Regions from separate parts of the Homo sapiens genome. Here region 2 is linked to region 1. Evidence: read pairs that join two places in POLR2A ChIA-PET (ENCODE). Cell type or tissue: OCI-LY7. All regions are shown on one strand. Links, peaks and the distances in the headings refer to the core of each region. The heading gives the core; the rest is flanking DNA.

The links. ChIA-PET counts read pairs that join two places held together with the same protein. Peaks named below come from ENCODE experiments on the same cell type or tissue, not always from the same donor. Only the 100,000 strongest peaks of a DNase experiment are listed, where the experiment ranks them.
Region 2: POLR2A ChIA-PET joins it to region 1 with 35 read pairs; 3 of 35 experiments call an interaction of 5 or more read pairs at or near these places.

What each region holds. Positions count from the first base shown.
Region 1 is chr12:121,660,467-121,668,621 of GRCh38, reverse strand. The region is part of intron 1 of MORN3 (MORN repeat containing 3); the gene reads left to right. LOC105370034 (a long non-coding RNA gene) reads right to left here and starts at 4,498. Exons shown (of 3, transcript XR_001749356.2): 1 at 4,301-4,498. RefSeq lists enhancers at 4,146-4,415, 4,129-4,668 and a silencer at 4,586-4,635. In OCI-LY7, for the core only: no CTCF peak of the experiment used is centred there; a DNase peak (open chromatin) is centred at 4,561; H3K4me3 peaks cover 1,571 bases; H3K27ac peaks cover 1,806 bases.
Region 2 is chr12:121,312,197-121,317,196 of GRCh38, reverse strand. The region is part of intron 15 of ANAPC5 (anaphase promoting complex subunit 5); the gene reads left to right. Among named protein-coding and RNA genes, the nearest start is that of CAMKK2, 18 kb to the right of the region's middle. In OCI-LY7, for the core only: no CTCF peak of the experiment used is centred there; no DNase peak of the experiment used is centred there.

The DNA of each region.
Region 1 (8,155 bases), core at 1,940-6,939:
CTGTCCAAGCCTCCTGAATTGCTGGGATTACAAGTGGGAGTCACTGTGCCTGGCTAGATTCTGTGCTCTTTTTATTTTTTTAGACGGAGTTTCACTCTTGTTGCCCACGCTGGAGTGCAATGGCACGATCTTGGCTCACCGCAACCTCTACCTCCCGAGTTCAGGCGATTCTCCTGCCTCAGCCTCCAGAGTAGCTGGGATTACAGGCATGTGCCACCACGCCTGGCTACTTTTGTATTTTTAGTAAGACGGGGTTTCTCCGTGTTGGTCAGGCTGGTCTTGAACTCCCGACCTCGAGTGATCCGCCCGCCTCGGCCTCCCAAAGTGCTGGGATTACAGGCGTTTAGCCACTGCGCCCAGCCCAATTCTGTGCTCTTAACCATCCTGCTCTCCTGCCTTGCTGGGTTAAGTGCTTTGCAGTCAAATAAACCTGGGTTAGGATCCCAGTTCCAGGCTGGGTGTGGTGGCTCACATCTGTAATCCCAGCACTTTGGGAGGCCGAGGCAGGCAGATCACCTGAGGTCAGGAGTTCAAGACCACCTTGGCCAATATGGTGAAATCCCATCTCTACTAAAAAAATACAAAAATGGGCCAGGTGGGGCTGGGCGTGGTGGATCACGCCTGTAATCCCAGCACTTTGGGAAGCCGAGGCGGGCGGATCATGAGGTCAGGAGATTGAGACCATCCTGGCTAACACAGTGAAACCCTGTCTCTACTAAAAATACAAAAAATTAGCTGGCTGTGGTAGTGGGCGCCTGTAGTCCCAGCTACTCGGGAGGCTGAGGCAGGAGAATGGCGTGAACCCAGGAGGCGGAGCTTGCAGTGAACCGAGATCTCGCCACTGCACTCCAGCCTGGGCGACAGAGCAAGACTCCGTCTCCAAAAAAAAAAGAAAAAAAAAAAGACTTGGAGGAGAGGGAGTAACTGAGTGGATGTTTGCAGGAACTAGCATAGAAGGTGGCAGGACCAGCTGGAGCAGAGAATATACCTGGGGTGTTCAAGGAACAGCCAGGAGGACGGTGTGGGTGAAACAGAGTGAGGAAGAGGAGGAGGTCAGAGAGGTTGCAGGCCGGGGACAGTGGCTCACACCTGTAATCCCAGCACTTTGAGAGGCCGAGGCAGGCAGATCACTTGAGGTCAGGAGTTCAACACCAGGCTGGCCAACATGGCAAAACCCCATCTCTACTAAAAATACAAAAAATTAGCTGGATCGAGTGGTGAACGCCTGTAATCCCAGCCACTAGGGAGGCTGAGGCAGGAGAATTGCTTGAACCCAGGAGGTGGAGGTTACAGTGAGCCAATATCATGCCACTGCACTCCAGCCTGGGTGCCAGAGCAAGACTCTGCCTCAAGATAAACAGTCCTGGCGCGGTCGCTTATGCCTGAAATCCCAGCACTTTGGGAGGCCGAGACAGGCATATCGCCTGAGGTCAGGAGTTCGAGACCAGCCTAGCCAACATGGTGAAACTCCGTCTCTACTAAAAATACAAAAATTAGACCAGACATGATGGCAGGCACCTGTAATCCCAGCTACTTGGGAGGCTGAGATAAGAGAATTGCTTGAACCTGGGAGGAGGAGGTTACAGTGAGCTGAGATTGCGCCATTGCACTCCAGCCAGGGAGTTTCCAAGAACGAATCTCCATCTCAAAAAAAAAAAAAAAAAAAAAAGAGGTTGTGGGTTAAAGAAGAAGGGTAGTCAGATCATATAGGACCCTGTCAGCCATGGTAAGAACTTTGGATTTGACTCTGTGACACAGGGAGGGTTTAGAGCATAGGAATGACATGATCTGATTCATGTCCCATAACACCCATGCTGGCTATTTAGTTGTGAATGAGGTGGGGGCAGGAAGACCCCTCAGAGGCCCTTGCAGACATCCAGGTGAGAGACATCCAGCAGGAGAACGAAGCACCCCATAAAAGCAAATTATTAGAAAGGCAGGAATGGAGCCATCCTCAGGGAAGGCTTAGGACAACTTCTCCATCTATCTGCTTCTCCCTGGCTGGCCTTTTTTCTCTCCTCCTGCAAGTATACCTCTGCATGATACACATGGCTGCCAGCATCTTAGTGACAGGATGGAGGAATCCTCTTCACTTCCTGATATAGTTTTGTCTTGTTTGAGACAGAGTTGTGCTCTGTCGCCCAGGATGGAGTGCAGTGCTGCGATCTCGGCTCACTGAAACCTCCACTTCCCAGGTTCAAGTGATTCTTGTACCTCAGCCTCCCAAGTAGCTGGGACTAAAGGCACACACCACCACGCCCAGCCAATTTTTGTATTTTCTGGTAGAGATGGGGATTCACTTGCCAGGTGCGGTAGCTCACGCCTGTAATCCCAGCTCTCAGGGAGGCAGAGGTGGGAGATAGCTTGAGCCCAGGAGTTCAAGGCCTGCTTGGGCAATATAGCGAGACCCCGTTCTCCACAAAAAGGAAGAAAAAAAAAGACAAATAAATAAATAAGTGAGACACGGATTCACCATGTTGGCCAGGCTGGTTTCGAATTCCTGACCTCAAGTGATCTGCCCACCTTGGCCTCCCAAAGTTCTGGGATTACAAGTGTGAGCCATCATGCCCAGCCTTTTCCCCTTATTTTCCTACTTGATAAGTTTTGGTTTGCCTCACTGTGTCCTGTGCAGACTCTCAGCTCTTCCATCCCCTGTATTAAATTTTCTCTATTTGAAATAACTAGCATTTCAAACTGTCCTAGGGTCTTCAGTGTTCCGACAACCAGCATCACTGCACTGCAGAAGACAGTGCAGTATGGTTTCTGTTGGGTCGTCTGGACCCCGAACCCTCAACTGATTCAGTCACCCAAACAGTAGCAGAAAATGCCAGGTCTTTTTTTTTTTTTTTTTTTTTTTGAGACAGAGTCTCATTCTGTCGCCCAGGCTGGAGTGCAATGGTGTGATCTCGGCTCACTGCAACTTCTGCCTCCCAGGTTCAAGCGATTATCCTGCCTCAGCCTCCTGAGTAGCTGGGATTACAGATGCACGCCACCAAGCCCAGCTAATTTTTGTATTTTCAGTAGAGACGAGGTTTCACCATGTTGGTTAGCTGGCCTCGAACTCCTGACCTCGTGATCCGCCCGCCTCAGCCTGCCAAAGTGCCGGGATTACAGGCGTGAGCCACCGCGCCCGGCCAAGACCTCGCGTTTTCTAATCCAAAAAATTAGCCGGGCGTGGTGGCGGGCGCCTGTAGTCCCAGCTACTGAGGAGGCTGAGGCAGGAGAATGGCGTGAACCTGGGAGGCGGAGCTTGCAGTGAGCCGAGATCGCGCCAGTGCACTCCAGCCTGGGCGACAGAGCGAGACACCGTCTCAAAAAAAAAAAAAAAAAAAAAAAAAAAAAAGGAAAGAAAAAGAAAACGCGAGATCTTAAAACCAGGTCTCAGGACTCCTATACGAGGTACTCCAGTACTGTTAGGCTAGGGACTTTCCCCAGCACAGGCCATATACTGTGCGTATCAACCCCTAACTCGACTGTTGGATGCCTCCTGCTCTCACTCTTCACCTTCTTCTAATAACAGGCCCCTGCTACCTTGGTCACAGAAATGAGCACGTAATCCAACTGGGCAAATCAAAAAATTGAGATGAGATTTTTCAAAATGGACTAGCAGAGAAAAAGCACCTTTCCCCTCTAATTCCCAGCCTATTGATTCCCATGTGTCTCCTGCATTTGCCTGCGGTAGGAGAGACTGAAGCCACCCACGGAAGGCATAGTCATGAGCATCCATCAGTGTCTTTTTTTTTTTTTTTTTGGTAGGGGCTACAAAAAAAAAAAAAAAAACAGGTTGTTTTCGCCTGTCCTGCCCCTCACTTCCTCCCGGTTTTATTTCCTTTAGGGACACCCCTCTCCCACTCTAAATCCCCAAGGTTCGGGTGGGCTGACTCCGCCCCCCTAGCAGGCCTAGCCAATCAATGTATTGGCTAGCCAATCACTCTGTTGCTCCTGGGTTCAAGCGATTCTCCTGCCTCCCAAGTAGCTGTGATTACAGGCACCTGCTACCATGCCCGGTTAATTTTTGTATCTTCAGTAGAGACGAGATTTCGCCATGTTGGCCAGGCTGGTCTCGAACTCCCGACCTCAAGTGATCCGCCCGCCTTGGCCTCCCAAAGTGCTGCGATTACAGGCGTGAGCCACCTCGCCCGGCTGCAACCATCATTTTCAAACCTCTTTGCCTTTACTCATGCAGTTCCCTGTGCCTGGACTGCCCTTCCTGGCCCCAACGTCACCCCCTCCAGGAAGTCTCTGAGTCCCCAGATTTGACCAAGTGCCCTTCTTCTGATATTGAAATCTCAGTGCCTACCTTCGTATATTGAAATTGAACTATGTGGGTATTCATCAGGCCTCTTTCATTTGCAAGAGGCAGAAATTCAACTCAGGAGGGCTTCAGTAATGCAAGTTCAGCCATGGTGGGATTCAGGGGCTTAATGTCACTGGAACTTGGCGTCTCCCTCCATGTCTCCATTTTGCTTTCCTCTGCGTTGAGTTCCTTCTTAAGTCAGCTTCCTCCCCTTGCAGGCCCGGGTGGGTGTGGTGGCCCAAATGGACTTACACGGAGTCTCATTGGACCAACTTGGGTCAGGTGGCCTGCACTGACCCAATCACAGCAGCCTGGTGGGTAGAATACACTGATTGGGTAGGCCTGCCAGGGGGCGGAGTCAGCCACCCAAACCTTGGGGGTTTAGAGTGGGAGAGTGGTGTCCCCAAAGGAAATAAAACCAGGAGGAAGTGAGGGGCAGGACAAACGCAAACAACCCAACAGCCCCTACAATGTGGTTGGGCCCTACCAGACCATGGGCTCCCCAAGGGCAAAAATAATAACAAAGGCTCCCATGATTTGAGAGAGGAAAAAAAAAATAAAAAAATAAAAAAAACCAATAAAGGCTAACATTGACATCGTATTTCCTACTTGTAGGCTCTAAGTGCTGTACACATATCCTGGAATCTAGTGATAAGAAACAACCCCATGAGATACTGTTTTTCTTTTCAGAAAATTAGAATGGTCCCGTAATTGCTCACAAATTGAATCTTTTCTCCCTCGGCTTTATTGCGGTATGATTGACAAAGAAAAATTGTATATACTTAAGATGTGTAGTAAGATATTTTCTTAAAAGTCTACATTTCGAAGGCCGGACGCAGTGGCTTACGCCTGTAATCCCAGCACTTTGGGAGGCTGAGATGGGTGGATCTCCTGAGGTCGTGAGTTGGAGACCAGCCTGGCCAACATGGGGAAACACCGTCTCTACTAAAAATACAAAATTAGCCAAACGTGGTGGCGCATGCCTGTAATCCCAGCTACTCAGGAGGCTGAGACAGGAGAATCGCTTGAACCCAGGAGGCGGAGGTTGCAGTGAGCCGAGATTGCACCGTTGCACTCCAGCCTGAGCAACAAGAATGAAACTCTGTCTCAAAAAAAAAAAAAAAAGTCTACATTTCGAAATTATTAGTACAATCAAAGTAATTAGCATATCCATCTCCTCACATTATTACCATTTTGTTTGTGTGTGGGGAGAACAATTAAGATCTATTCTCTTAGCAAATTTCAAGTACAGTATCCAATACACCAATACAGTATTAATATAGAACGATGCTGTACACCAGGTCTCCAGATCTTTGTTTTTGTTTTGTTTTGTCTTTTTGAGACGGAGTCCCGCTCTGTTGCCAGGCTGGAGGGCGGTGGTGCGATCTTGGATCACTGCAACCTCTGCCACCCGGGTTCAAATGATTCTCTTGCCTCCAACCTCCCAAGTAGCTGGGACTTTCACTATGTTGGCCAGGCTGTTCTTGAACTCCTGACCTCAGGTGATCTGCCCGCTTCAGCCTTCTAAAGTACTGAGATTACAGGTGTGAGCCATCATGCCCGGCGTTTTTTTTTTTTTTCAGTCTCACTCTTGCCCAGCCTGAAGTGCAGTGTTGCGATCTCGGCTCACTACAACCTCCGCCTCCTGGTTCAAGAGATTCTCCAGCCTTAGCCTCCCCAGTAGCTAGAATTACAGGTGCTCACCACCATGCCCAGCTAATTTTTGTATTTTTAGTAGAGACGGGGTTTCACCATGTTGGCCAGGATGGTCTCGATCTCCTGACCTCATCATCCGCCTGCCTCGGCCTCCCAAAGTGCTGGGATTACAGACACGAGCCACCGCACCCGACCTGTTTGTTTTGAGACAGTCTCGCTCTGTCGTCCAGGCTGGAGTGCAGTGGCGCAATCTCACTCACTGCAACCTCTGCCTCTGACGTTCAAGCAATTCTCCTACCTCAACCTACTGAGTAGCTGGGATTATAGGCATGCGCCACCACACCAGGCTAATTTGTGTATATTTAGTAGAGACAGGGCTTAACCATGTTGCCCAGGCTAGTCTTGAACTTCTAGCCTCAAGTGATTTACCTGCCTCAGCCTCCCAAATTGCTGGGATTATAGGAGTGAGCCACTGTGCCCAGCCTTAGGTCTCCAAATCTTGTACATCTTGTAACAAAAAGTATGCACCCTTTGACAGAACATCTCCACATTTTCCCCACCCCACCAGCCCCTGCTAATTGCTATTTTACTGTTTCTATGAGTTTGACTTTTTAGATTCCACATATAAGTAAAATCATGCAGTATTTGTCTTTCTCTGCTTGGCTTATTTCACTTGGCATAATGTCCTCCAGATTCATCCATGTTGTCACAAATGGCACGTTTTCTTTCTTTCTTCCCTTCCTTCCTTCCTCCCTTCCTCCCTTCCTCCCTCCCTCTCTCCTTCTCTTTCTTTCTTTCACAGTCTCACTCTGTCGCCCAAGCTGGAGTGCAGTGGCGCCATCTCAGCTCACTGCAACCTCCACCTCCCAGATTCAAGTGATTCTCCTACCTCAGCCTCCAGAGTAGCTGGGATTACAGGCAAGCACCACCACGCCCAGCTAATTTTTGTATTTTTAGTAGAGACCAGGTTTCACTATGTTGGCCAGGCTGGTCTCAAACTCCTGACCTCAAGTGATCAGCGCGCCTCGGCCTCCCAAACTGCTGGGTTACAGGCGTGAGCCACTGCGCCCAGCCCCCCCATAAGATATTCTTATACCCATTTTACAGCTGAGATATCTGAGGCTCAGAGAGACCCAAAGAATTAACTTACTTGGTCAAGGTCACAAAGCTCAGAGGGATAATGTTGAATTTGTTCCTGGGTTACCAAGGACCCAGACATGAATTGACCAATATTGGTACTCCACAAATATTTTATTCATCGTTTTGTTAAATATGTATTAAGCTCGGTGTACTGGTGTGTGCTTGTATTCCCAGCTCGTCGAGAGGCTGAGAAGGGAGAATCTCTTTAGCTCAAGAGTTCAAGACCAGCCTGGGTAACATAGCAAGACCCCATCTCTAAAAAGAAAGAAATGCCTGGTGTGGTGCCTCATGCCTGTAATCCCAATACTTTGGGAAGCCTAGGCAGGAGGACTGCTTGAGCCCAGTAGTTTGAGACCAGCCTGGGCAACATAGAGAGACTCTGCCTCTATAAAATTTTTTTAAAAAATTAGCCAGGTGTAGTGGCATGCACCTGTGGTCTCAGCTACTCAGGAGGCTGAGGCAGAAGGATCATTTGAGCCTGGGTGGTTGAGGCTGCAGCGAGCTGTGTACGTCAGCATAGCCAACACAGCCAGATCCTGTCTAAAAAAAAGAAAGAAAAAGGCCAGGCGCGGTGGCTCACGCCTGTAATCCTAGCACTTTGGGAAGCCGAGGCGGACAGATCACCTAAGGTCGGGAGTTCGAGACCAGCCTGACCAACATGGAGAGACCCCCGTCTCTACTGAAAATACAAAATTAGCCAGGCGTGCTGGTGCATTCCTGTAATCCCAGCTACTTGGGGGGATGAGGTGGAAGAATTGCTTGTACCTGAGAGGTGGAAGTTGCAGTGAGCCGAGATCGTGCCATTGCACTCCAGCCCAGGCAACGATAGCAAAACTCCGTCTTAAAAAAAAAAAAAAAGAAAGAAAGAAAGAAAAAAAAAGGCCGGGTGCGGTGGCTCATGCCTGCAATCCCAGTATTATGGGTGGCCAAGGCAGACGGATCACGATGTCAGGAGTTAGAGACCAGCCTGGCCAATATGGTAAAACCCCGTCTCTACTAAAAATACAAAAATTAGCTGGGCATGGTGGCGGGCACCTGTAATTCTAGCTACTGGGGTGGCTA
Region 2 (5,000 bases), core at 1-5,000, 350 kb after region 1:
TGAGAATATTGACAACATTGTGCAACCATTACTGCTATCTAATTTCAGAGTATTTTCATTACATAGAAAAGGAAACTGTACCCATTAAGCAGTCATTCCCCAGTCCTCCCTTCCCCCAGCCTCTGGTAACCTCTCACCGGTTTCTGTCTCTATGAGTTTGCCTATTCTGAACAGTTTGCATAACTGGACTCATATAAATGTGGCCTTTTTTGATTGGCTTCTTTTACTTAGCTTGATGTTTTCAGGTTTTATCCATGTAGCAATAGGTATCAGTGCTTCATTGTTTTTCATGGCTGAAGAATATTTCACTGTATGGTTAGATCACATTTTGCTTATCCATTCATCAGCTGATGGGCATTTGAGTCGTTTCCACCTTTTGGCTGTTATGAATAGCGGCTCTTTACATTTCTGTACAGCTTTTGTTTGAACACCTGTTTTCTTTTTTTTTTTTTTTTTTTTTTTTTGAGACAGAGTCTCGCTCTGTCACCCAGGCTGGAGTGCAGTGGTGCAATCTCGGCTCACTGCAAGCTCCGCCTCCCGGGTTCATGCCATTCTCCTGCCTCAGCCTTCCGAGTAGGTGGGACTACAGGCGCCCGCCACCACGCCCAGCTATTTTTTTGTATTTTTAGTAGAGATGGGGTTTCACTGTGTTAGCCAGGGTGGTCTCGATCTCCTGACCTCGTGATCCGCCCACCTCGGCCTCCCAAAGTGCTGGGATTACAGGCGTGAGCCACCGCGCCCGGGGTTGAATACCTGTTTTCATTTGATGCCTACGAACGGAATTGCTGAGTCATGATAATTTTGTGTTTAACTTCTTAAGGAAATGCCACAGTGGCTGCACCATTTTGTTTCAACCTGCAATGTATGAGGGTTCCAATTTCTCCACAATCTTGCCCACCCTTGTTATTTTCCATTTTTAATTATTACATCCTTCCTAGTGGGTATGAAGGGGTGTCTCATTGTGGTTTTGATATGCACTTCTCTAATGACTAATGATGTTGAGTATCTTTTCATGTGCTTATTGGCCATTTGCATATGTTCTTTGGAGAAACGTCTATTCCGATCCTTTACCTGTTTTTTAACTAAGTTGTTTATCTTTTTGATGTTCACTTGTAAAAATTATTTATATATTGTGGATACTAGACCCTTATCAGATATATAATTTACAAATATTTTCTCCTGTTCTGTGTTTGGTCTTTTCACTTTCTTGTTAGTGTCTTTTGATATACAAAAGTTTAAAATTTTTATGAAGTCCAATTTATTTTTCTTTTGTTGCTTGTGCTTTTAGTATCATGTCTAAGATACTGACAAATCTAATGTCATGAAGATTTTCTTCTATGTTTTCTTCTCACAGTATTATAGTTTTAATGCTTATGTTTAAGTCTGAATAATTTTGAGTTAATTTTTGTATATACTATGAGATAGGGCTCCACTCTTATTCTTCTGCATACGGATATAGGTTATTCTAGCACCATTTGTTGAAGACTCCTCTTTCCCCATTTAATGGTTTTGGTACCCCTGTTAAAAACCAGTTGATCAAAGAAAAAAAAGAAAACAACTGATCGTAGATATATAGGTTTATTTTCGGACTCTCAATTCTATTCCCTTGATCTATATGTTACCCTTATGCCAGTACTACTTTGTTTTGATTACTATAGCTTTGTAGTAAGTTTTGAAATCAGGAAGTGGGAGTCTTTGTTCTTTTTCAGGATTGTTTTGGCTATTCAGCATCCCTTGCAATTATATGTTGATTTTAGAATTAGCTTGTTCATTTCTGCAAAAACAGTAGTTGTAATTTTGATAGGGATTGTATTTGAATCTGTAGGTCAGTTTGGAGAACATTGCCATCTTAATGCTATTCTCTTCCAACCCATGAACACAGGATGTCTTTCCTTTTATTTGGATCTTTAACTTACTTCAACAATGTTTTGTAGCTTTCTGTATATAAATCTTTCACTTCTTTGGTTAAATTTATCCCTAAGTATTTTATTCTTTTTGATGGTAATTTAAATGAAATTTTTTTAAACATTTATTTTTGGGTTGCTAGTTTATATTGATCTTATATCCTGCAACTTTGCCAAACTTATTACCTGTAACAGGTTTTGGGGATTTTTTTTTTATGGTTTTGTATGTATAAGATCATGTCATCTGCAAATAGAGATAGTTTTACCTCTTCCATTCCCACTTAGATGCCCTGTATTTCTTTTTCTTGCTTAAATGCTTTGAGTAAAACTTCCAATACATGTTGAATAAATGTGACAAAAGTGTGTGTCTTGGCTCGGTGTCTCACACCTGTAATCCCAGCACTTTTTGAGGCCAAGGCAGATTACTTAAGGCCAGGAGTTCGAGACCAGCCTGGACAACATGGTGAAACCCCGTCTCTACTAAAAATAGAAAAATTAGCTGAGTGTAGTGGTGGTGGTGCATGCCTGTAATCCCAGCTACTAGGTAGGCTGAGGACTGAGAATCACTTGAACTCAGTCCTCAGGAGCTGGAGGTTGTAGTGAACCGAGATCATGCCACTGCACTACAGGTTGGGCAACAGCAAGACTCCCTCTCAAAAAAAAAAAAAGTGTATGTCCTTATTTTGTTCCTGTAGGGGGAAAGCGTTCAGTCTTTCATCATCAAATATCATGCTAGCTGTGGGTTTTTTATAGAGGTTGAGGAAGTTCCCTCTATTCCTAGTTTATTTAGTGTTTTTTTCATGAAAAGGTATTGGATTTTGTCAAATTTTTTTTTTCTGCATTGATTGATTTGATCATATGGGTTTTTGTTTGTTTGTTTTTGAGATAGAGTGTCACTCTGTTGCCCAGGCTGGAATGCAGTGGTGCAGTCTTGGCTCACTGCAACTTCTGTCTCCCAGGCTGTCTCCCAGGTTCAAGCAGTTCTTGTGCCTCAGCTTCCCAAGTAGCTGGGATCACAGGTGTGCACCACCATGCCCAAGTAATTTTTGTATTTTAGTAGAGACAGGGTTTTGCCATGTTGGTCAGGCTGGTCTCTAACTCCTGGCCTCATGATCCACCCACCTCTGCCTCCCAAGGTACTGGGATTACAGGCGTGAGCCACTGCGCCCAGCCCCGATTTTTTCTTTCATTTTATTTATATATTTGTGTATTGAACTACCTTGCATTCCTGGAGTAAATTTCACATGGTCATAGTGTATGTTCCTTTTAACGTGCTATTGGATTTGGTTTGCAAGTATTTTGTTGAGAATTTTTGCATCTGTATTCATAAAGGATGTTGATCTGTGGTTTTCTTGTGATATCTTTCTTTGGCTTTAGTATTAGGGTAATAGTGGCCCCACAAAATGAGTTAGAAAGTATTCTCTCTTCTCCTTTTTCTGGGAAGAATTTGAGAAGGATTGGTGTTAATTGTTTTAAAGTTTGGTAAAATTCACCAGTGAAGCAGTCTGGCCCTGGGCTTTTCTTTGTTGGAAGTTTTTTTGGTTACTAATTCAGTCTCTTTAGTTGTTATAGGTCTATTCAGATTTCCTGTTTCTTGAGTCAATTTTAGTAGTTTGGTCTTTCTAGGAATTTGTTCATTTTACCTTTTATCTAATTTCTTGCATAGAATTGTTCATGGTATTCTTGTATAATCCATTTTACTTTTGTAAGGTTGTTAGTAAAGTCCCCAGTGTCATCCCTGACTTCGGTTATTTGAGTCTTGTCTCTTTTTTCTTGGTCAGTCTAACAGTTTATCAATTTTGTCGATCTCTTCAAAGAACCAACTTTTGGTTTTATTGATTCTCTCTGTTGTTCTCTTAGTCTCCATTTTGTTTATCTCCACTTTAATCCTTATTTTTTCCTTGGTTCTGTTAGTTAGCTTTAGGTCTAGTTTGCTTTTCGTTTTCTAGTTTCTTTCTTTTTTTTTGAGATGGAGTTTAGCTCTTGTCACCGAGGCTGGAGTGCAATGGTGCAATCTTGGCTCTCTGCAACCTCCGCCTCCCAGGTTCAAGCAATTCTCCTACCTCAGCCTCCCGAGTAGCTGGGATTACAGGCGCATGCTACCACGCCTGGCTAATTTTTGTAATTTTAATAGAGACGGGGTTTCGCCATGTTGGCCAGGCTGGCCTCGAACGCCTGACCTCAGGTGATTCATCCGCCTTGGCCTCCCAAAGTGCTGGGATTACAGGCGTGAACCACCGCGCCCGGCCTCTTTTCTAGTTTCTTAAGGTGGAAGATTCGCTTATTGATTTGAGATCTTCTTTCTTTTGTAATGTAGGCCTTTACAGTTATAAATTTCCTTGAGAACTATATTTCATAAATTTGTAGTTTATCCCACAAATTTCATAAATGAGAGTCTGTGTATTTTTTTTTTGAGACAGAGCCTTGCTCTGTCACCCAGGTTGGAGTGCAGTGGCACAGTCTTGGCTCACTGCAACCTCCGCCTCCTGGGTTCAAACAATTCTCCTGCCTCAGCCTCCCAAGTAGCTGGGATTACAGACGTGCACCACCACACTAGGGTAATTTTTTTTTTTTTTTTTTTTTTTTGTGACAGAGTCTCGCTCTGTCGCCTAGGCTGGAGTGCGGTGGTGCGATCTCAGCTCACTGCATCCTCTGCCTCCCAGGCTCAAGTGATTCTTCTGCCTCAGCCTCCTTAGTAGCTGGAACTACAGGCATGTGCCACCACACCAGGCTAATTTTTTTTTTTGTATTTTTAGTAGAGCTGGGGTTTCATCGTGTTAGGATGGTCTCGATCTCCTGACCTCATGATCTGCCTGCCTCGGCCTCCCAAAGTGCTGGGATTACAGGTGTGAGCCGCTGTGCCTGGCTACCTGGGTAATATTTGTATTTTTAGTAGAGATGGGGTTTCATCATGTTGGCCAGGCTGGTCTCGAACTCCTGCCCTCAGGTGATCCACCCGCCTCAGCCTCACAGAGTGCTGGGATTACAGGCATGAGCCACTGCGCCCAGCCAGAGTCTGTGGTATTTTTATACACCTCATTGCATTTTCTAATTTCCCTTGTGATTTATTCTTTGACACATTGGTTACTTAAGAGT